2 separate regions of the Mus musculus genome follow, and region 1 is linked to region 2. The links are chromatin loops, found by intact Hi-C in ENCODE. Cell type or tissue: left cerebral cortex. All regions are shown on one strand. Each heading gives the region's core, and the rest is flanking DNA. Links, peaks and the distances in the headings are about the cores only. Region 1 overlaps Pak4 (p21 (RAC1) activated kinase 4). Region 2 overlaps Fbxo17 (F-box protein 17).

What was found. Peaks named below come from ENCODE experiments on the same cell type or tissue, not always from the same donor. Only the 100,000 strongest peaks of a DNase experiment are listed, where the experiment ranks them.
Region 1: it touches region 2 in a loop (3-fold over the local background); 5 of 42 quality-filtered maps call a loop at or near these places.

Annotation. Positions count from the first base shown.
Region 1 is chr7:28,562,085-28,573,297 of GRCm38, forward strand. It overlaps Pak4 (p21 (RAC1) activated kinase 4), which reads right to left. Exons shown (of 10, transcript NM_027470.3): 2 at 7,709-7,782; 3 at 5,950-6,214; 4 at 2,729-3,187; 5 at 2,122-2,562; 6 at 864-997; 7 at 454-580. The coding sequence starts at 6,153. Among named protein-coding and RNA genes, the nearest start is that of Mir7049, 6.7 kb to the left of the region's middle. In left cerebral cortex, for the core only: a CTCF peak has its summit at 6,329 (motif pointing right); DNase peaks (open chromatin) are centred at 6,343, 8,754 and 9,266; H3K27ac peaks cover 1,678 bases.
Region 2 is chr7:28,720,846-28,732,058 of GRCm38, forward strand. Fbxo17 (F-box protein 17) reads left to right here. Exons shown (of 7, transcript NM_015796.2): 2 at 3,770-3,882. Among named protein-coding and RNA genes, the nearest start is that of Fbxo17, 9.7 kb to the left of the region's middle. In left cerebral cortex, for the core only: CTCF peaks have their summits at 3,569 (motif pointing right), 6,008 (motif pointing left) and 6,932 (motif pointing left); DNase peaks (open chromatin) are centred at 5,949, 6,992 and 7,266; H3K4me3 peaks cover 298 bases; H3K27ac peaks cover 1,401 bases.

The DNA of each region.
Region 1 (11,213 bases), core at 2,028-10,027, 160 kb before region 2:
CTTGCTGGTCAGGTGTCCAGCTTCCAGCTCTATGAGGACAGTGCATTTCACTGATTGGGCCGCTACTCTGGGCCATTCTGTGAGGGACAGATCGCCAGCTGCTCCTCCAGTCACCAGAAGCTCATCTGCCACCGCCACCACAGCAAGGGTGAGGCGGGGACCCCAGCACTGGGCCTGACGGTTCATCCTGATCATAGCCAGAGAAGGCTGAGTGACGGGCTTGTCTGAGGCGTTTCCAGAGGACTAACAGGGACAGGAGCTGTTCCCGAATGTGGGTGCGAAGGGGAGCAGGCCCTCAGCTCAGGCTCTCTCCCATTTCCTGGCCCCCCAGAAGTGAGCTGCTTGGCTGCATTCTGCTCTATCATGATGGCCAAGAACAGTGCCACTCCCTCCCTCAAGCTGCCCCTTCAAAAGCACACAAAGCCGCACACATCCAGCCTCCCGCCCACTCACCCGGCCATCATGGGTCAGCAAGATAGAGTCACTCTTGATGTCACGGTGGATGACACCCTGGGCGTGGAGCACAGCCAGCGCCTGAAGCACAGCCAGGCACACGGCGGCGATCTGTTCCTCGTTCATCCTGCGCGGGCAGAGGAGCAACTGGGCACTCAGCGCTGCCTTGGGCATCCCACCCTGGGGTGAGAGTGGGCAGTGAAGAGGCCCCTACCCTGCTTTAGACAACAAGAGGTCACAAAGACCCGCCTCAACAGGGGTCAGGGAGCCACGATGCTATGACCCCCATCCTGTGTGCCTGGCCTCACTGCCCCACCCACACTCTGGAGGGCACTTGTCTATCACCAGAGCCTAAAGGGTCCCAGTTCCACCCCAGGGAGCACATGAGCCAGCAGGCTGCCCTATGGTACCTGGTGTGGGTGACAATATCCGTGAGGGCGCCGCCTTCCAGGAACTCCATGACGACCCAGAGTTCGTCACCCACCAGGTAGCTGTTGTACATCTCCACCACGTTCTCGTGCCGGTAGTCCCGCATGATCACCACCTGCACGGGGCAGATCAGCACTGGGACCTCAGGCACTGCCTCTACCCTTAGCCCTGGCATCAGCCAGCCTGCCTCCACCTTCCAGCAGGTTGTATGCCGGCAAACCAGCTCACTCCAGCTGTCCCCTTTTCCAAAGCCAAGAAGACCTGGAGGCCAGCCTGTGGGCGACTTCATTCTAGGGATACACCCTGGACACCATGCAGGTTCTCTAATCCTGACCAGTCCTGGCCGGTTTTTTAGTGGTCTGACTATCAGGGGGCATCTGGAGAAGTAAGGAGGACAGGAGGACAGGAAGGTATGAAGGAAAGCTAAAATAAAAGCTGTCTGTGTGTGTGTGTGTACATATGTGTGTGTGTGTGTACATATGCATGTGGTGCACATTAATGGAGCACTCCAGAGGGAGGACTGACTGACAAGGGAAAGAAAGGTCTAGGAGATGTGGCGGGAACACTGCCTACAGGGACGAGAGCAGGCTAAGTGTGAGGAGGAATTCTTGGTGTGGATGGAGCCCTGGGCTGTGGGCTGTGGAACAGGTGAGGGTAGGAAGTGTTAGGTGACAGGCAAGCAGACTGGACCTCAGGGGACTCTTGTAGCAGGGTTAGGAGGTACCTGTCACACCCACACACTTCAGAACTGCCTTTGTGATGGATGCCAAGGTTGACACCCAGAGCCAGAAACGGGGTCGAACCAAGTTCAAGTCCAAGTCTGGTTCTGAGCTATCTGGGACAGGATCTGATGGGCAAGGAGCTGAACTCTGACTTGAGGACATGGGAGACATTAGGAGGGTCTGTCAAGGCTGCAAAGGACTCCTTTCTCGGATGTGATACATGGAGTGCCCAGGGGAGGCCTGACAGAAAAGCTGGAGCCCAAGGGTGGGAGAAAGAGGCTTCACAGAAGAGGGACTGGAGGAAGGGGATCCTGGGCAGTGGTCTCGAGTGACGGATGACAGAGCATCCCAGAGACAGGAACCCTGAAGGAGAAGAGGTCTGGAGGAGAACACAGGCCCAGGACTAGTTGGAACAAAGTCATGGGCACTTGGGATGACAGGCACAGGCAGGAGTCTTAGCCTGGGACAGCTGTGAGGAGAGGAGGGCAGAGCATTGGGCTTCCCGGCCAGCACCCACCTCATTGAAGAGCAGTTCACGTCTTTGCTGCTTGCGCAAGTCCATCTTCTTGACGGCCACCAGTTTGCCTGAGCTGCGTACAGTGGCAATGCACACAATACCTGTAGAGCCCTCACCAATCTTGATGAAGTTGTCTAGATAGGAACGAGGGTCCCCTGGGTCCACCACCAGCTGCAGGGCAGCCCGGAACTGCTCATGGGACACTCGTTGGGGCTCCCGCTGTGGTGAGCGAGGCCCAGGGGGCCCAGGGGCAGGAGGTACAGCAGGGGCAGCAAGGGCACGTGCTGGGGGGGCCAACTGGGGCTCAGAGGCATGGGGACCCAGAACTCCTGGGCTGGGAGCACCACGGGCTCGGGTGGGAGGCCGGGAGGAGGAGGAAGACTGAGGAGCGGCCAGGCCTGTGGCTGAAGGCCCATTAGGGGCCATGGTATGTGGCTCCCCCTGCAACAGAAGAAAGAGGCGTTGTGAGTGGAGTCTGCATTAACTCTCACCATCCGGATGACCTGTGGTCAGGATGAGAAATGCGCTATGGACTGGAATAGGGGCGGGGGGGTGGGAGGGAAACAATGGAGTGGATACTGAGGTGCTAAAGTGGGGGATGGGTTACCTGGGCACCGCGGGGTGGGTGGTCCGTGTCAGCCCGTGGGTATGTGTTAAAGGGCCTGCCAGCTGCTAGTTTTGTCCCGCTGGTCAGACTGCCAGGCTGAGGAGTGCTGACATCAGGCCCAGAGAGTGGGCGCTTATCGCGGGAGGCCTCCTGGGGTCCTCCTGGACCATCCCTCGAAGATTTGGGCCTTTTCTCTGGCCCCACCCGCCGTCTGTCACCACTGCCACTGCCTGCCTCACTGTGGCCTGTGGCCCGGGCTCTGCTTCCAGCTTTGTCAGGGGCCATTCTGGCCGGGGCTGCCCGCTCCTCCAGCATTCCATTCTCCTGGTGGGCACGGGCAGGTGGTGGTGGACTCTCTCTGCGTAGGGAGTTGGAGCGCGTCACCGACATGTTCTCAAATTCGTCAAGCAGCAGAGTGAGAGCCCCATCCTTGGCACCTTTGCTGCCCCGAACGATGGTCTGGGGTCCAGGCAATGGCAGGGTAGGGCCAGGAAGGAGGGGACACAGGTCGTGCATCCGACACAGGAAAGACAATACAACACAGAAACAAGACAGAGACAGGTGAGGTGATAGCCTGTGATGATGGGTGGGAGCCCCAGGAGCTGCTGTCACGCCCACCACCCACTCTGGTGCTCCCCCAACAAGTGCCTCTTGACTTTCCTTGGCTCCCAGCCTGGCAGCAAGCTCTGCCCTGTGGACTAGGGTGAGGGAGGAGAACTCAGCCTATAATCAGCCCCCAAGAGCTGCAAATTACAGGCCGCTTGGCTCAGCACTTCCTCCCCTGCAGGCTGCCAGCATCATTAACCCTCAAACCACGCAGCTCTGATCCCCTAGGGCAGAGGATGTGGCGCAGAATAGAAAGCCCACAGCCTAAAGCTAGGAGGCTTGGGAGCTGTGTGGCAAGCGTCAACTGAAACATGCCCTGAACCACCAAGCCTCCACTCTCCCTGCCCCACTGAGGTGTGGTCTTCTTGGCTCCTCCTGAGCACTGGGCACATCAGGCGGTTCCTCCAATACACTGGATGTGTGTCCATCAGCTCTTTGCCCTGCCCTACATCTCCCAAATGTCTCCATGGCTGTCCCACTCCCCTCCCAGAGGTCTCTGATCAAAACCTCCTTCTCTGAGGACTTGCTAACCCCTAGTTTAAATGCCAGCCCACAAGTCTCCGGCTCTTTCCTTTTTTCTTCTAGAACAGTGGTTCTCAGCCTTTCTAATGCTGCGACCATTCCTCATGCTGTGATGACCCTAAACACAAAATTATTTCATTGCCACTTCATAACTGTGGTCTGCTACTGTTATGAATTGTAATGTAAATATCCACTATGTGGGTCGTGACCCACAGGTTGAGAACCAGGGTTGTAGGCCTGCTGCAGCGGACTAGGCTGTGAGCCCAGGATGCTGCTTTACCCTGTGGCCTTCCCGGGGCTGAGCACTTGTTCTACCATTCACAGCCTACCAGGTCTTGGACCTAGATCAGAGTCCACACCAAGAACAAGGTACTTTGCAAAAGAAGGAAGGAAGGGAGGAGGAAGGCAAGAAGGAGAGGTGGGGAGTTGCCTGGATAGTCTCTGAGGCTGAGTTTATACTGAGCTCCCGGGAACGACCTGGAGTCCATAAGGCTCCTAATGGCATGCTGTGGTCCCAGCCTCTTGTGGGCCCTGGCTGTCTGCCTGAAAGCCTGGCCTTGTCCAGGGAGTCAAGAAAGATGGATGTTAGGTTTCAAACCCAGGACAAATGGCTGAGGTGCCTATTTGACATATCAAAGCAGACCAGGCCTCTAGCATTTCCCAGCATCCCTCAGTCCCTACCTGTTACAGGGTCTTTCTTTCCGGCATCCACTGCTTCCCCCTGGACTGCCTTCCCCCAGCTGCCTTTCCCTATATAATCCAGCCATTTTGGCTGCGCTGACTCTGCTGCCTTTTACCCTCCTGGCCTCCTGGCTCTTCCCTCCCCCTCTCCTCACCTGGCTCAGAGTCATGTCCACTCTGGCCTCTTCCAGATGCCCCTGCCTCTGGCTGTGCTCTCCCTCATACCCACAATAACCTCCTCCACCACACCTAGGAGCAGGCATGTTTACCTTTTTCATTTCTTTTTTCCTTCAGGGGCTACCTGCCAGGCTCTGCTATTAGAACCTGAGTCAGTGGTCAGGAAGCTTGTCATCTAGGCAGTCCCAGCTAAGGTGCCTGCCTGCACGGGAATTAGGACAAGTGTCCTTCCCCTGGCAGGACTGTGGAAAGGTGTGGAAACACAAGGGTGCATAGAGCAGTGGTGAAATTTTGGGGACACACAATGTGTGAGAAATGACCACAAAGCTCATTGGGTCATGGGAGTGTTTAGGGTGGGTTGTCTGGGGACTATGGAGGGGCCTACTTCATAACCAGTTGCTACTGGCTTCCAGCTGGCCTGGGGCATGAAAAGCCCATACAGATTCAGATGACAAGAGGGGCTTTCTAGGCAACAGAGAGAAGTCAAAGCTCTCACATGACCCTACGGGGCCACAGAAATAACCAGAAAGAGCCCAGCCTCCACCCAAGCACCACGGCTGTGGGTGCCCTGATGACGCTGCCTCTCTCCTGCCAGACCCTGGCTGGTCACTGGGAGAGGATGAATCAGCTGCAGGGCCGGGTACCCAGCCTGCTGACCATAGGCACGCCCAACTCCACCAAGTGGGGACACGTCTGGCTGTACTCCTCTGGGTCCCACCACCCATGGCATGAGTCCAGCTGGGGCACTCTTACCACTAGGCCTGCAAGGCTGTAGTTCCTGCCTAGGCAGTGAGACCACAATTCTCACATTGTACACGGGGGCGGGGGAAGTGTGAGGATCTTGGATCTAAACCTCAAGTCTCACTCCAACTGACAATTTGCTCAGGATGATAAGACTGAATGGCTGCTGCCCTGCTCCCATCTGCCTCAGCTGCTCCTGGACCTTGGAATGCAGCTTAGGCATCCCCTAGCCAAGCCCGGATGTTGTCTGGGAGCACTCCCATGTTGTCTCCCATGTCATGAAGCACTGGGAGACCAAGGTTGAATGTGTAGTGTTGTGGTGTTGGGGCAGGAGTGGAAGTCAGAAGCTGACCTTCCAGGATTGTACTGGCAGGTGGAAGGCCGACCACTGGGCTACAGAGGTGGGAGGTTCTGCAAAGAAGCCAGGAGCAATTGAAGGGCTGGGCCATTCTGGCAGTATGGGCTGTGGGCTAAAGTGGTGTGGTGATGGCTACCTTGGGGGCTCCAGGCTGGATGGACGTGATGCAGGCAGGGTCGATCAGGGGCTTGGGTCTGCGTGCTGATTCCTCAATCAGGCTCTGCCACTGGCGGGGCAGCCCTGTGAACTTCTGCTCATGCTGATCAAAGCCTGTGTGTACACGGTGCTCGAAGTTGGATGGGGCTGAGATCTCCACCCGCTTCTTCTTCTTTCCAAACATGGTTCCAGGGCCTTAGCACAGAGTTTGTGAACAGTGGGGTGGCTTGAGTTCTTACAGGCACCTGTAGGAAGGAAGCACCAAGGGAGGTGGGATCAGTGGCAGGTCATCTGTCACTCAAACCTTCTCCAATTCTTTGCTTCTGCCCTGGCTGGTTCAGCAGATATCTCATATACCAGCAGGGGGCAGCAGACTCTTCCTGGGCCCTCTGAGCAGCTATTTTTGTGGGTTCCTCTTGAGCAACTAGAGGGTCAGCCCAGCTGTCCTCTCTTCAGAGCCACAGCTCCTTGTGGCCCATCACCTTCACAGCAGCTTTCATACTGCAGGGCCTTTGCACAGGCAGTTCCCCTTGCCTATCATCCCAGGAGCTCCCTCCCTCCCCTCCTCCAGTTCCCCTTCCTGTGTTTAACACAGCCTGCTGGCCATCACTTCACCTTCAGATGCCCTCACCTTCGGGGAACCTGCTGCTATTCCTATGTGTAGTGCCTCTTGTCTCCCTCCAACCCCAGTAATGATAGCAGTGCCTACACCCGCCCATCCATAGTCTCCCTAGTCCCACCTCTGGGCACCAGTGAGCAGTCCCCACCTCTAGTCTGGCCACCCCAGCCATTGGCTACAGACAAATGGAATGCCTCTCCACACTGGGACATTCTCCTGTCTCTAGGGCCTGGGTCTTCAGCTGGGTACTATATAAATACCCAGGAAAGGCCAGTCAGGAACCCAAGGGTGAGCCAGGCATGGTGACATACCACTTTAGTCCCAATACTCGAAGGCAGAGCCATGTGGATTTCTGTGTGTTCAAGGCCAGTCTGGTCTACATAAGTGAGTTCTAGGCTAGTTAGAGCCTATCTCAAAAAGGGAGTGGGGAGCTGGAGAGAAAGCCCAGCAGGTAAGAGCACTGGCTGCTCTTCTAGGGGACCTGGGGTCAGTTTCCACATGGGAGCTCACAACTGGACATAACTCCACTTCTAAGGGATACGACACCCTCTGACTTTCAAGGACATTAGCAACACATGTGGTGCACAGACATACATGCAGGCAAAAACACTCATACACATAAACTTTAAAGACTAATAACCATTTTTAAAAAGTAAATTAAAAATAAATAACAACAGTTACAACAACAACAACAACAACAACAAAGAATCAAAAGATGAGCCAGGAGCACAGGCTCAGTAGCCGCAATCCCAGCTACTCAGGAGGCAGGAGGATGGCAAGCTCAAAGCTCTGCCGAGATAGAGTGGATTCAGGCTATTCTGATCAACGTGGTGAAATTGTCTCAAAATAAAATGATAAAAAGGTCTGGGGCTGCAGCTCAGCAGCAGAGAACTGCAGAGTAGGCGGGAGGCCCTGGGGTCCATCCTAGCTGAAGGACAGGATGATGGTGGCACCCCACAGAGGATCAAGCAATGAGGGACACTAGGCAGCCTCCCAACAATCCTCTGCCTCTCACTACCTGAGTCCTGGGTGATGAAGCAACTGAGCCCCTCCCTGCCTGGGACCAGCCCCTTATGCTGGAGAGACAGGCCCTGTGGGAAGAGCCTGGAGTCCGACAGACCTGGTCTGAAGCTGGCTGGGCTAGAAGCACCTTTGCGTGGGTGACGTCTCCTCCTGAGGCTTTGAGTTACTCATCTGTAAGACAGGAAGAAAAGATCTATCAGTCATTCAATCACTAACACCCACTCTACTCTGGCTGATAGTCGGACACGAGAACAACCTAGACAGCCTATGACCCACTAGGGTCTACCTGGGGCAGACGGTCCCTAGGTAGTGACAGTGTACACTGGTAGGGACTGGGCCCACAAAGTGCTACCAACCACGGAAGGATGGCAGGTGTGCTAAGGGAGGCTTCCTATAGGAGGCTTCAGGAGTGAAGGCCCAAAGGACCAAAGGGTGTCAGAGGACTTTCATCTTTGTCCCACCTGGCTCTTCAGTACCTGGCAGGGTGGTGGGCAGACACAGAACCAGCACCCAGCCCCAGTGAGACTCTGCTGGGGAAGTGGCTACAGACAAGTGTCCAGGGGGCAGCTCTCTTCTTCTCCAGGCATGGCTCTCTTTCTTGGGAGTCACTGGCTCAGCCTACAAGAAGGACATTAATGGGCAGCCAGCCAGGGAAACCGGTTTGGCAGCCAAGCCAAGAGAGAGGCAGGTGGGGACGCAGCAGCCAACCTGTCTCAACTGGTCCCAAGGGGCCAGCAGGTGGCCAGCCCCGGGCCTGGACAGGACTTTCCCAGCTGGTTTAGTTTCTTTGCTTGATCCAAGTCCAGGGGTTGTGGCTGAGGGTTGGGACAGCTAGGGCAGAATGGGCACCTCTGGCTTCCAGCCTTCTCTGCCTCAGAACCAGCACTGCAACATGCTGCCCTCCTCCCAGCCTTTCCTGTCCAGCCTGTCCCAGCACCCCGACCTCTGCACCAGGGCTACCCAGCCCTCCTTGGCGCTACGCCTGTCTCTACAACTCTAACAGTGCCACACCTTGTGCTGCCTGGCACAGCGTGGAGCCTGTGCTGCGACCTGCGGCTCCCTGTCCTCCGTGTCTAGCTTGCTATCCACCCTGAACTCTTGGCTCTACTCTCAGTTCCCACCTCCCACACCGAGGGAGCCCCAAAGCAGCTCCCAGATTTGGCAGTATAGGGGGTGGTAGTGCATGTGACCACTCACTAAGCATAGGGAAGCGCTCAGAATGGAAAAGGTGGGAGAGCTTTCAGCAGTGCCTTTCCATGCTCCCCCACACAGACCCCTACCCCCACCCATAAGCCCCAAGCCACCTTGCATACTGCAGCCACTTGTGACCCTGCAGGAGAAGGGGCGGAAGGGCACACCTCCGGATATTTGCCTGGGCCACCCCTTTCCTCTGGGCAGCATATGGAGGGAAGGACAAACAGAGGAACTGGTGTTTATAATGACCTGGTGTAGGCCCCACCCAGGCCCTTTTAGGCATCTCGTGGCTGGGATGGGTCTCCCAGGCCAGCTCAGAATTTCAGAGCCCTGCAGCCCAAGCCTCAACCCCCAGCTGACAGTTAGCTAGCACTATATGCCCTGATTTCTATATCTGTGAAGACCCAGCCCACAGCTCATGCCAGGAAGCTCAATGAGTGACCCTAGGGAAAGACTCCACTCTTATGCCTCAGTTTCCTCTTGTTGGGAGGGTGACGACAGAAGCTGCTTCCAGCAGCTTTTATAAGGAGTCACAGGAAAAACAAGCAAGGCACTGAAGGTCTGGCTCAGAGCCAACTCTTACTGACGCTTAGGCAGTAAATCCTCAATGCTAGTTACATGAGAACAGTAGCCAGCAGGAATGTGCACCTACTGTGTGCCACCTCTCTTAGAAGCACTGTCCCAGTATCTCTCACCCTTTGTTCCTGACCCAGCAGGAGAGCCACTGTGAGCCCCATGCCCTAAGTAAGGTTCTCACTTGTCATGGGCAAAGCCAGAGCAGACATGAGAGTAGGCCACTTCTCCCAGGGCCTATGGCCCCTGCTTCTGGCGCAGATCCAGCCAATGATGCTCAGCCCTGTGATATACGCACAGCCCTACAATGGAGGCACCTTATCCCAATTGTCTGGTGTGGAAACAGACTCCTTTGTCCAGGCACCCAACCAGTCAGAGGTTGCCAAGGTTTGACCCAGGAAGGTGAACACAACAGGCTGGCCTCTTACTAGCTTGCACTGTGTGCAGCTAGTCTGGGCCCCCATGATGCTTCTACCTGCCAGGCCCACACCTTATCTTTCCTCTCCTGTGCTGGACTTCACCTCCTACCCCAGCCTGCCCCAGAAATGGGTTTCCTGGACCTCCTCCCAGGATCTCTGGTGAGACAAGCTGGTCCCAGAAACGATGCCTGAAACCCTGTCCCCCCACCAATGTACGCCATGGGGTTCTAGAGCTGACATGCTCACTATGAAGGAGCCTGCGGCCCTGGAGAGTCACCAACACAAGCCCCTTGGCTTCCAGAGACCTCAGAGTAGGGGCTATTCTGGGCCAGTGTTGGGGAATCTTGTTGGACCCTGGAGGTAAAGGGGTGACTGAGTACCCACGGAAGAGATACAGATGGAGCAGTATGGCCAGCAGCTCCCTCCAGCCAAGGATACACACTAAAAATGACTATATTTTAAAATGCTTTTTTCATTTCTTTAATCTCTGATTCTTCAATTGTGGGATACTCAGTTCTCTAGTCCCCCCTGCGCCCCTGCTCTGCTCTCAACCTTTCTCGAGAGGCAGATGCATCCATCTCCCATGCTCCTGAGGGAATGAGCCGACAGCTCCAGGAAAGCCCTCCCTGCCTCAGTGTACCCCTTGTTTTCCAGGACTGAGCTGCAACAGTGTCTGGCTCTGGCATGCTTGAGCCCACACCCACTCCCCCACAGTCAGCTCTGGCTGTCAAGCCACAGCCCTGACCTATGCCATGTAAATGCGTCCCACATCCCACTCTCCTTCAGCCTCCTGCTGGGACAGGTTCCCACTTCTTCCAGGTAGTCCTAACTCCTCCTAGATGGGCCCATCTTCCTCATCATACACTGCCCAATCACAAGTGACCGGTCATAGTTGCTGGGCCTTCACCTCCCTATCCATTTGAGTGACAACTGAGGTGGAGCCTACTGGGCCCTCAGCTCTGCAGAGTCTGCAGGGTTCACACTGGGGAAAGATGACAATCATTAAACCAGGTCCACCCAAGGTCTGCGGGGCAGACTTAAGTCCTGAGAGGAAATAAAGGCAGGCTCAGAGCGCAGGCAAAAGAGGCAGGAACTGTCAATGCAGTCCTTGAGTGCATGAGACCAAAGAGGTTCTGTGCTCAGGAAGAGGGGCAGCCAGGAGGTAAGAAACGGCAGGGCGAAGGTGCTGAGACAGGCACTTGCTGGATGTAGCCAAGAAGGCCTGGCGGCTATATTGCAAAGGTGAGGGGAGAGTAGGGTTAAACAACACAGGCTGGTGACCAGACAGATCAGGTGGCACCTGTGGGCCATAGCAAGGGCTCTGTTTTTCCCAAGTAAGATGAAGATACAGGAAGATCTAGGCAAGGGAGGGACAGCAGGAGCCAGGGAGATGGCTGTGACTAGCCAGCAGGAGAT
Region 2 (11,213 bases), core at 1,973-9,972:
ATTTGCTTTGTAGCCAAGGATGTCTTTGAACTTCTGACCCTCGTAGCTCTAAGTGCTGGGGTCACAGGTGTGCTCTTTCATGCCTGGTTTATGCAGTGCTGGAGATCACTCCCAGAGCTTTGTGACTGCTGGGCAGGTGCTCCACCAACCCTGCAGCCCAGCCCTCTTCTCACTTCCTTCCTTCCCTTCTTCTTATGTATCTTTTGTCCCCCATAGTCTAGTCTCACTTGATCACTTAGTAACCCAGATATATATGTATGTATGTATGTATGTATGTATATACACACACACATACATACATATATGATATATATATATATGATATATATATATTATATATAAAACTGAACCTAGTCTCTGTCTTTTTTGAATTCAGCCAGAAGCCCAGTGGGGCTGTAAGACAGGCCCTCTGTGTCAGCTGTTTCCCACACAGGTCTCCACCCACATTCCTCCTGCCCTGCATCAAGGCTGCCATATGGAGCCCATATTCTGGCACTCAGCATAATCCTGGTAAGGCCTGGACAACTGCAGTGAGCCATTCCTCAGGGGTCCGAGTGCATTTGCTTTCCCCACAGCTGTTATGTTAGCAATTATTAGACACCACAGACCCCAACACACCGCCTGGAGCCAGACACTTTAGGAGTCCAGACATTTTTTTATTTTTAAAGTGTATTTATTTATTATGAGACTGGATGGCCTCTAACTCTGTAACCAAAGATGGCCTTGAATGTATGATCTTCCTGCCTTTACCGCTAGATCAGAGGTTCTGTACCCATAGGTTGAGACCCCCTTGGGAGTCACATATCACATATTTATATTATGACTCATAACAGAAGCAAAATTATAGTTATGAAGTAGCAATGAAATAATTCTCTGGTTGGGAGGGCACAGCATGAAGGGTGGCAGCATTAGGAAGGCTGAGAGCCACTGCTCTAGAGTGTTGGGATTGAAGGTGAGAGTGAGCTTCCACATCCAGCTCTGATTCATCCTTTTAAAAGGGTTGGGGGGAGCCGGGCGTGGTGGCGCACGCCTTTAATCCCAGCACTCAGGAGGCAGAGGCAGGCGGATTTCTGAGTTCGAGGCCAGCCTGGTCTACAGAGTGAGTTCCAGGACAGCCAGGGCTACACAGAGAAACCCTGTCTCAAAAAACCAAAAAAAAAAAAAAAAAAAAAAAAAAAAAAAGGGCTGGGGGGGTTTGCATGTATTTATTTACTCATTGTGGGAGTGTATTAGTTACTTTTCAATTATGATAAGCAACTGAAGGAAGAAAGGGTTCATTTTAGCCCAAGGTGCCAGAGGGAGAGATGTGCCGTGGCGGTGTCAGGGCTGGTCATACTTCATCCACACAAGAAGCAGAGAGAACAGGAAGAGAGAAAAAAAAAACCTACAAAACCTTAAAGCCCACCCACACTTCCTTAAACCTTCTATAGGTTCCTTGGGGTTGGAGAAGTAGCCAATCAGTTAGAGCATTGGTCTTGGGGTTACGTCGCCCTCTTCAGGCCTCCACGGTACTGCATACTTATGGGGCACAGATATACATGCAGGGTCATTCATACACATAAAATAATTAAATTAAAAAAATTAATGTCATGGGCTGGTGAGATGGCTCAGCGGTTAAGAGCACCGACTACTCTTCCGAAGGTCCTGAGTTCAAATCCCAGCAACCACATGGTGGCTCACAACCATCCGTAACAAGATCTAACACCCTCTTCCGGAGTGTCTGAAGACAGCTACAGTGTACTCACATATAATAAATAAATAAATCTTAAAAAAAATTAATGTCATTTCCAGTCAGATGGTGGTGGCGTATGCCTTTAATCCCAGCACTCAGGAGGCAGAGACAGAGGCAGGCAGATCTCTATAGGTAGAGGCCAGCCTGGTCTACAGAGTGAGTTCCAGGACAGCCAAGGCTACACAGAGATACCCTGTCTTGAAAAACAAACAAACAAACAAACAAACAAATAAAATAAAGTTATTTCAGGCTGGAGAGATGGCTCAGTGGTTAAGAGCACTGACTGCTCTTCCAAAGGTACTGAGTTCAAATTCCAGCAACCATGCGGTGGCTCACAGCCATCCATAATGAGATCTGATGCCCTCTTCTGGTGTGTCTGAAGACAGCTACAGTGTACTTATATACATAAAATAAATACATAAACCTTTTAAAAAATAATTTCCAATCATCCCAGCACCATTTGTAGAAAAGGTAATCTTTGTCCAGTAATGGCCCCTGTGAGAATGCCTAATACTGCCAAGACAGAGGACTCCATGTTTTATTTTGGCTTTGTTTCTTCAGGAGCCAAAACTAGCTTTATTCCTTTCTCTTGTAGTTTATGAAACAAACAAACAAAAACCTGCAGTCATAGTTTTGATTTTCTTAGATTTTTCTGTTCAGTCAGAATTCTTGGGAGGCTGAGGGTGTGGCCAGAGTTCCCTGGTCTAGATGTCCCAGCAGGTGCAAGGTCCTGGGCTGGATCGCCAGCACAGCAAAGTACAAAACACATAGAAACTTCTAAGGTGGAGGGCTGTGTGTAATATATGTGCTTGTTGAGTTGTTGTGGTTGTTAGCCAGGGCAGGACTGGTCCCGGTATGAATTTCATAACTACCAGCTACAAGGCTAGTGCAAGCATGCGCACAAAAGCCTTCTGGAATCTTCTCTGGCTCTAAACAGGCAGACAATGGTGAATGGAAAGTTTAGGGTTGGGATACCATCCTAAGAAGTCCTAGGTTGTTACTGGGTTGGGGGAACTCTAAGCAACATGCTACAGTGCCCAGAGTTTGAATTATCCATTGTAGAGAGTACTGTCTACTAACATGTACCTTAAATTCCAAGTTCCTACTGTATGCAGAAGCTCTAGGCCAGCCAGGGATATGAAAACATTAAAGAATGCAGAATACTCCAGGCTTGGTGCCTCACGCCTTTAACCCCAGCACTGGGGAGGCAGAGGCAAATGAGTTCTAGGCCAGCCTAGTCTACAAATCGAATTTAGGATAGCCAGGGCTGTTATACAGAGAAACCCTGTCTGGAAAAAATGCAGAATGGAAGCAGGGGGTGGGGGGCTCAGCAGGTAAAGACCCTGTGTGCCGGAAGGAGGCATCAGACTCCCCCAGTTGTCATGCAACTTCCACACCTACACACTACAGCATGCACACTCATGCACAGCAAATGTTTTTTGTTTGCTTGTTTGTTTTGTTTTGTTTTGAACACAGAATGATTTTCTATTGGTTTTGCCTGCAGCTGTTAACTGATTAAATTCCCTTATCTCTCCTCCCCTTCATTTTGTGGCCCATATACATAAACTTACAGCCATCTTAAGCTTCCCTTTATACTAAAAGCTTTAATTTCTCTTTATTTCCTTATGGGGCCCTGTATGACTCCATAGTCATGGGCAGGCTGGGCCAACACTCTACCTCTGAGCCATGCCCCAGACCATCACTGGCTGGCCAACACAATGGATTTTTTTTTAACTAAGGTTTATTTAAGTTTAATTAATTTTAAATGTGTATGGGTGTTTAACTTGCATGTATGTATGTGTGCCACATGATTACAGTACCCGTATAGGCCAGAAGAGGGCATCAGATACCCTGGAAATGAAGTTACAGGTGGTTGTGAATTACCAAGTGGGTGCTGGGAATTGAACCCAGATCCTCTGGAAGAGCAGCCACTGAGTCATCTTTCCAAGCCACTGAGTCATATTTCCAACCCTCTTGACTGTTTTGTTGTACAGTGAAATACATACTTACTTTATGACCCAATAATTCCATTCCTAGGTATTTACTCAAGAGAATGCAACCTGTGCCTACATAGACCTTCATACATGAACAATCATAGCAGCTTCATTCATAACAGCTCCAAGTGGGGAGCAGCTCAAGTGCCCATCAAGGTGAGTGGATAAAACAAACAGATTGTGGTTCATCTGGTCACTGACATATGACTCAGCAAGAAAAGGGGAGTGGAGCTGATGGCTCCATCCAACTATGTGGATGATCTGCTGTTAGCTGTTTGTTTGGAAGGAAGAAGCCAGATTCAGGGACTGAGTGGTATGTGTCAACCAGAGACCAATCAGGAGCCTGGAATCACGTAGTCATTGGAACCATGATTGTTGATGTCTCAGAGCTATGAAGAGTAACAGGAGCGACTCAGTGGTTGGGAGGTAGAGAGAGACAGGCCGATCTCTTGAGATCAAGGGCACAGACCTGTGATCTCTGCACTTAGGCCCAGGCTGTAAGACCAACAATAGTAAGACTGTCTCAGGAAAACCAATACAAAACAAAGAAAACAAACAGGCTGGCAAGGTGTTTCAGTGTAGCCTGTCTTTAGCTACTTTGTGAGTTCTTTCTTCCACTCTTCTCTACCTTTCAACCCCCTAACTTTCAATAGGAGAGGGAAAAGGGAAAGAAAGGAAAGGGGGCACTTATAGTTAGACTACTTCCTGCTGATTAGGGGCATTGAGTTCCTTGGGGCAAATTTGATCTTCACTGTCAGGATATCTTGTTTCTTCTTGTTTTCTTCTTCCCTTACAACTACTTAACAAACAGTAACCAACAACAAGCAACAGCAGACAACAGCAAACAACCCACCCCTGCTCTCGGCTTTCATATGCCCTCTGATAACTCCCCAGAATTCCAAATGTCATACAGTCACAAAAACTATCTGCTGATGGCAAAAATCACACCCCTGCGAGAGCACGAGGCAAATTGTAGCCAGCTGCTAAAGACAGTCTGAAGCAGCGCCATAGGCTACACCTGGGAGTGAAAGGAAACCATATTCCCATAGTGCTTCTGTGTTTTCAAAGAAACCAAAACTCTTATTACATTTCAGCCAGTAAAGATACTTGCCACCAAGCCTGAGTTTCATCCCCAGAGCCCGTGTTGCAGGAGAGAACCAGCGCCTGCAAGCTGTCCACTTATCTCTATATGTGCGCACACACACACACACATGCACACACATACACACACACACACACACACATGCACACACATACACACACACACACTTAAAACATCATTTTGGGAACTGGAAAGATGTCTCAGTAATTAATAGCACCTTCTGCTCCTGTTTAGGACTGACATGGTCACAATCATGATTAATGTCTTTTCTAGGAAACCCAATGCCCTCGGATGACTTGTGTCTCAGGCACCAGACACAAATGTGGTGCACTCATTACATCCGTGCAGGCAAGACATTTATTCACATAAAATAATTATTTTTAAAACATCATCTTATATTATATGTGTGTGTGTGTGCCTAAGCACATGTCTGTATTCTTTGCTACCTGGGAAACTGAGTCAAGAGGGTAATTTAAGCCCGGTAGTTCAAGGCCAGCCTGAGCAACATAGGGAGACCATTACTAAGAAATGGAAGGAAGGAAAGGAGGGAGGAAAGGGAGGAGGGGAACAGGAAATTATGGAGGGAGTGAAAAATGAGTTGAATGAGGTGCCATACAGCCTTAATCCCGTCACTTGGGAGATAAAGACAGAAGGATAAGAAGTTCAAGGCCAGCCTTGGCTGCCTAGAACCTACTTCAAAAACACCAAGAAGAGCCACTGAGATAGCTCACGGGGAAGGCACTTGCCAGCAAGCTGGACAACCTGAGTTCATCCTCAGAAACTACTGGGTAGAAGGGACGAACTACCACCTGCAAACTTTCCTCTGATTGCACACACATGCTTTAGCATAAGTGCATCTACATGCACACAACACGCACTATATAAACAAGTGTTAAAGGTAAACATTTAAAGGAACAGAAAAAAAGAAATCAAAAGGAAGAACAATTAAAAAGACAGCAGCCCCAGGCTGGAATTGGCTTTACCGGAAGTGCATATCCAGTCGGAGGCCACACAAAAACGCATACAGAAAAGTGTCTGGAGCGAGATGGTAGTGCCAGCCACACGTGGCAGGAGCCAGGCGCTGGAGAATCCTGGTGATGCCATAGATGCGTCAGAGCCTGCAGGCGCATGCCGCAGAGAAGCCCAGCCGCCTGCCACGCTCCTCCAGCGCCCCCTACTGGAAACCTGTAGCATCGTGGTAGCCATCAGAGGAAAAAAAGACTTCAAGGCCTTTTTTTAAAGGCCTAATATTAGTTCAATAAATGGTTCATTGACCTGTTCTACAGCAGTTCAGTGCCGTGATCCTAGAAAGCTTAAGGCTAGGGCATATTCTAATCCGACTTGCACTAGAGTGAGACCCTGTATAACAACATCAACAAAAACAAAAACTACCATCGGATTCTAGAATACTTGAGGGCTGACAAGGCTCAGTGGGTAAAGGTGCCTGGTGACACACGTGACGACCTGAGTTCGATCCCCCGTGATCCACATGTCGAAAGAAGAGAATTGAAATTGATGTAATTATAAAAAAAAAAAAAAAGAAAGAAAAAGCCGGGTGAGTTCCAGGACAGCCAGGGCTATACAGAGAAACCCTGTCTCGAAAAACCAAAAAAAAAAAAAAGGAAAGAAAAGAAAAGAAAAACTTTTAAAAAGCCAAGCACTTTTTAATCCCAGCCCTCCCAAGGCAGAAGCAGGTGGATCTCTGTGAATTAACAGCATTGTTTATTTAGCAAGTTCCAGGGCAGCCAGGAATACATAGTCTCTCTCTCTCTCTCTCTCTCTCTCTCTCAAACATGCCTGCACCCATGCATGCACACCCCTTTAAAAAGGTAAAAAACAAACAAACAAACAAAAACACCTTGGATTTGGAGTGGGAGGACAAAGATAGATGGTTGCATAAATAATGATGTTGTTTTAATGCTCTGGGAACTAACTGAACTCAGCCAACTGGCCCACACTCAGGGGTCTCATATGTCATTGCTACAAAATGGAAGAGGAGTCTGGGTCACAGGATGATGGCTTTTATGTTGGTCCCCGTGTTGGGAATGCTAAACCAGCTGGCCAATCCCTGCTGTCTTCAGCACAGCACCCTCAAGTGGCCAGCTGAAATGTCAGCAGCTGGCACCGGCCGGGATGTGCTGGGGCCAGCTTGCACCAGCTCAAGTGGATAAACTGCGCGTATCTCTTTCCAACTTCACAGCCCTGGGGCCTCAGCTGGGCAGTGTAATTGTGTGATTCATACCCCAGGCAACAACCAAGGCTATAAACATTAGTCTTCCCACCCTCCGACCCCCACCTAGCCAGTTGTTAACTACCTAGCAACGATCTAGGACTCCCAAGAGGGATCGTGACTCTACAGGGAGTCAGAGGCATTTTTAGACTGCCACCTGGAAAATCCCTTGGCAGTGCCACTTCTCCAGTGACTGAGGCCTTGTGACTCGCAGACTGATGGAGTTACGTGTCAGAGAGCAAGTACCATCATCATAGTCCTTTTTGGAATGTACAGTCATAGGTTTTTGCAGATGGAATGTTAGCAGCATCCCCAGTTACCATGCCAACCAAAAATAACCAGCCAACAAACATGCAGCTCAGACTCTCTTACCAGTAGCTGAGTGACAAGCAGACAGTATCTGATTTCCCCCACCCAAACTGGTCTCAGCCAGTGATTGACATTTAGCCTCCAGATTGTGGGAGCGATGTACCATGGGCATCCCCACAGAGAGACCTGGAGTTCCTACATGCAGCAGACAGGATTCAAGCTTTGCTTGGCTCAGTCTTGCAGGCCCCCTACCCCTCTTCTTTTTCTGTGTAACACGCGTATGCATGGTGCCCTCAGAAGCTAGGAGAGGGTGTCAGATCCCCTGAAACTGGAGTTAGAGCAGTTGTGACCCACAATGTAGGTGCTGGGAAATTGAATCAGTCCTCTACTAGAGAAGTGAGTGCTATTGTCCCCTGGTCCATTGGTTCAGCCCCATTTGTCTGTCTGTCCTCTTCCTCCTCCTTTTCTTCTTGAGTCCCTAGCTGGTCTGGACCCCACTGTGTAAAGTAGGATGGTGCAAGCTCACAGAGATCTGTCTACCTCTACCTCAGGAGCACTGAGATTAAAGGTCTAGGCCACCACACTTGGCAAGAAAAAGAAATTTTTTTTAGAGAAAAGTTTAAAAAAGGGGGGGAGTAGTTTGGTGGTGAGGCCTCACAATTATAAAGGAGGCAGCCAGGGAAAGGCTCAGAGACGTGGCCACCTTTAAGTGAATACCTGAGTGAGAGGAGAACAGAGAGACAGTGGGCAGATAGTGTGAAACCTTACGGCCCTCAGAGAGGAGTCTGCCATTAGCTTGAGAACGGGGAGTTGTGGAGGGTTCTGAGCTGCACAGGACAGCACCTGACCCAAGTGTTTCCCCTACCTGAGTGCTTACGAGGAAGGAAGCACAGAGCCAGGAGATGGTGGTGGTGCAGGTGACAGCTGATGAGGACTAAGGTTCAAAGGTCATCTCTGACAGGCCATCAGAGCAGCCTCCAGTGAGGAACCCCGGTAGAAGCCTAGAATGAGAAGGTTCCTAGAACCTAGGTGACGACAGCGAAACGCTGCTGATGGCTACAGCAGAGAACACTCACCTTGCATCACTGCAGTCATTGAGGACCTTGACGTTACAGCGTGCTTAGAAAAGGTTCACCATCTGGGCATGGTGATACATACCTATAATACCGGCACGTGGGAGGTGAAGGCTGATGGAGTTCAAGGTCAGCCTTGGCTACATAGCAAGTTTGAGAGTATCCTGGGCTACATGAAATCCTGTCTTGGGGGTGAGGGGAAGGAAGGAAGGAAAGAAAAAAGGAAGAGAGGGAGGGAGGAAGGGAGGGAGGGAGGGAGGGAGGGAGGGAGGGAAGGAAGGAAGGAAGGAAGGAAGGAAGGAAGGAAGGAAGGAAGGAAGGAAGGAAGGAAACAGATTCAAGAGATACTACTGAGGGCAGAAAGCACAGGTGTAGGTGTTTATGGACTTTTTGTTCTTGGATCTTGATTTTAGAGACTTTCAGTAGGCTGATCTAGAACTTAGAATGTTCTGGAATCATGGATACATGCACTGCTGTACATGGCTAAGTGGGATGAGGGGCAAATTTTACTCTAAAGAGGCAAAAGGAGCCTGGTGTGGCCAGGCTCAATTGTCGAACCACTACCTAAGTTCACCAGTGCAGGTCTGAGGTGCAGCTCAATGATAGAATAACTGGCTAGCACACTCAAGGCCCAGAATTGCACTCTCAGCACTGTGGGAGTTGGGGGTGTGGAGAGATAGGAGGAAAGAGGAGTAGCAAGACATGAAATAGTGTAAGAGTAAGAGAGAACCTGGCATGGCCATGTCTGTATTTCCAGCATTTGTGTAAAGGAAGGCTACATTCAAGAAAAGGCCAACAGGGAGCTGGAGAGATGGCTCAGTGGTTAAGGGCACTGACTGCTCTTCTAGAGGTCCTGAGTTCAATTCCCAGCAACCACATGGTGGCTCACAACCATCAGTAATGGGATCCGATGCCCTCTTCTGGGGTGTCTGAAGAGAGTGACAGTGTACTCACATACATAAAATAATAAATAATTCTTATTTTTTAAAAAAAAGGAAAGAAAGAAAGAAGGAAAGAAAGAAAGAAAGAAAGAAGGAAAGAAAGAAAGAGAGAGAGAGAGAGAGAGAGAAAGAAAGAGCGAGCAAGCCAGTGGAAGGCAGCCTCATTCAAGAAACCACGAAGCTCCAAGTCCACTTACAGGCTGGAGTAGCTGAAAGGTTAGAATACAGGAAAGAGAACTGAAAGATTTCTCTCTTGGCCTGCAGTTGACCATTGCTAGGGCTAACCAGTGAGTAGTCAGTTCAAAATAATCAAGTGATCCAAAAAATTAACTCGTGGCCAGTCATTAGGGATGGAGTAAGATGCCAATAGGAAAGTCAAGAATCTATAAAAATAGCCGGGCATGATGGTTCACACCTTGAATCCCAAGGCAGAGGCAGGTGGATCTCTGTGAGTTCAAAGCCAATCTGTTCTACATAGGATGTTCCAGGCCAGCTAGGGCTATATAGTGAGACCCTGTCACAAAAACAAAACAAAACAGAAATCACAAAACAAACAAACAAACAAACAAAAAAACCAAAATTGTTCTAGGGATCATATTACTTTGGTTTGGGGAATTGTCATTGTTTAACCAAGATGGAGGAGCCTTACAAAAATGGTATGTTAATGGCTAATACTTGGGAGGCAAAGGGGACCTGGAGTTAAGGACAACAGCCTAGACATCACAGGGAAGAGGAAGGGAGAAAGGGAAGGAAGGAGGAAGACACATAAAGTTGGGGGTGGGGGTGAGGAAAGAGTAAATATGAGAATCCGATTCCCAGGTAGCACTGGAGAGAGTGGTGGACGTGGGGCTTGTAGGCTTATATTTTTCAAAACCCACTTTACTAATCTTCTAGCCCACCACCCACCAGAGGCAGTGGAAAAGAAAGGGTAATTGGGCAAAGGAGGATGCGGACCTGGTTAGAAAGAGTTCTTTGGAGTGAATCCAATCTTTGTTGTCAGGATATCAGTAGTTCAGCTCAAAGTAGCTCAACCCACTTGCAAACACTATTCATGAATCAGCAATGGCAATCTGATCCAGAAGAAACCACCAGGCTCTGCCAATCTGGCCCCAGTAACAAGGAAATGGCAAGAAGCTGCCAGAACACCACCAGAAATTCTTTGGCTCATTTCTCTCTATGAAGTCATGACAAATGATGAGCAAAGAGTGGCAAGGCGAACCAATGCCACACAGCCTTGTCACTGTCTGTGGGGTCATACTTACACCCTTTCCAAACATCACATGTTCTCTCAAGTGTCTGCTCTAGCAAAACATCACGGGCCCTGTTTCTAGGCAGCTTCTAGAAAAACACCAGGTGTCTGTCCTCAGCAAAACATCTTCCCATGTCTGCTTCAGCAAAAACATCCTCTCATAAGACAGTTTCCAAAAAAAGCATCACAGGACACAACTGAATCTCCAACGAAACCAGAAATTTCCACTTTAGAGGCTTGCTTCACAGAGATGTGAGGCTGCCAAGTAAGACTGTATTGTTCTTATGGGTATAGGCATAGGGGAACTCAGAGTTGGAATTCAAACAACACTAGGTATGCAAGACTTTAAATGGTCAGCCATGGAGATGAAGCTAGGTACAGAAAGAGTGAGAGGCAGCAGGAAGGGTGCAGGAACATAGGATTGGAGACCAAAGGGTGTGGGTCTCCAAGACCCTGGAGAAAAATGACAGAGTAAAGGAAATGATGGGCCTTGGGTGAGAATATGGTGGGTAGTAGACTCACTGCCCTCCAGTGCCCTCCAGCTGAGATCTTCAGATGGGGGCCTGGTGGAGGGTTGAGACGG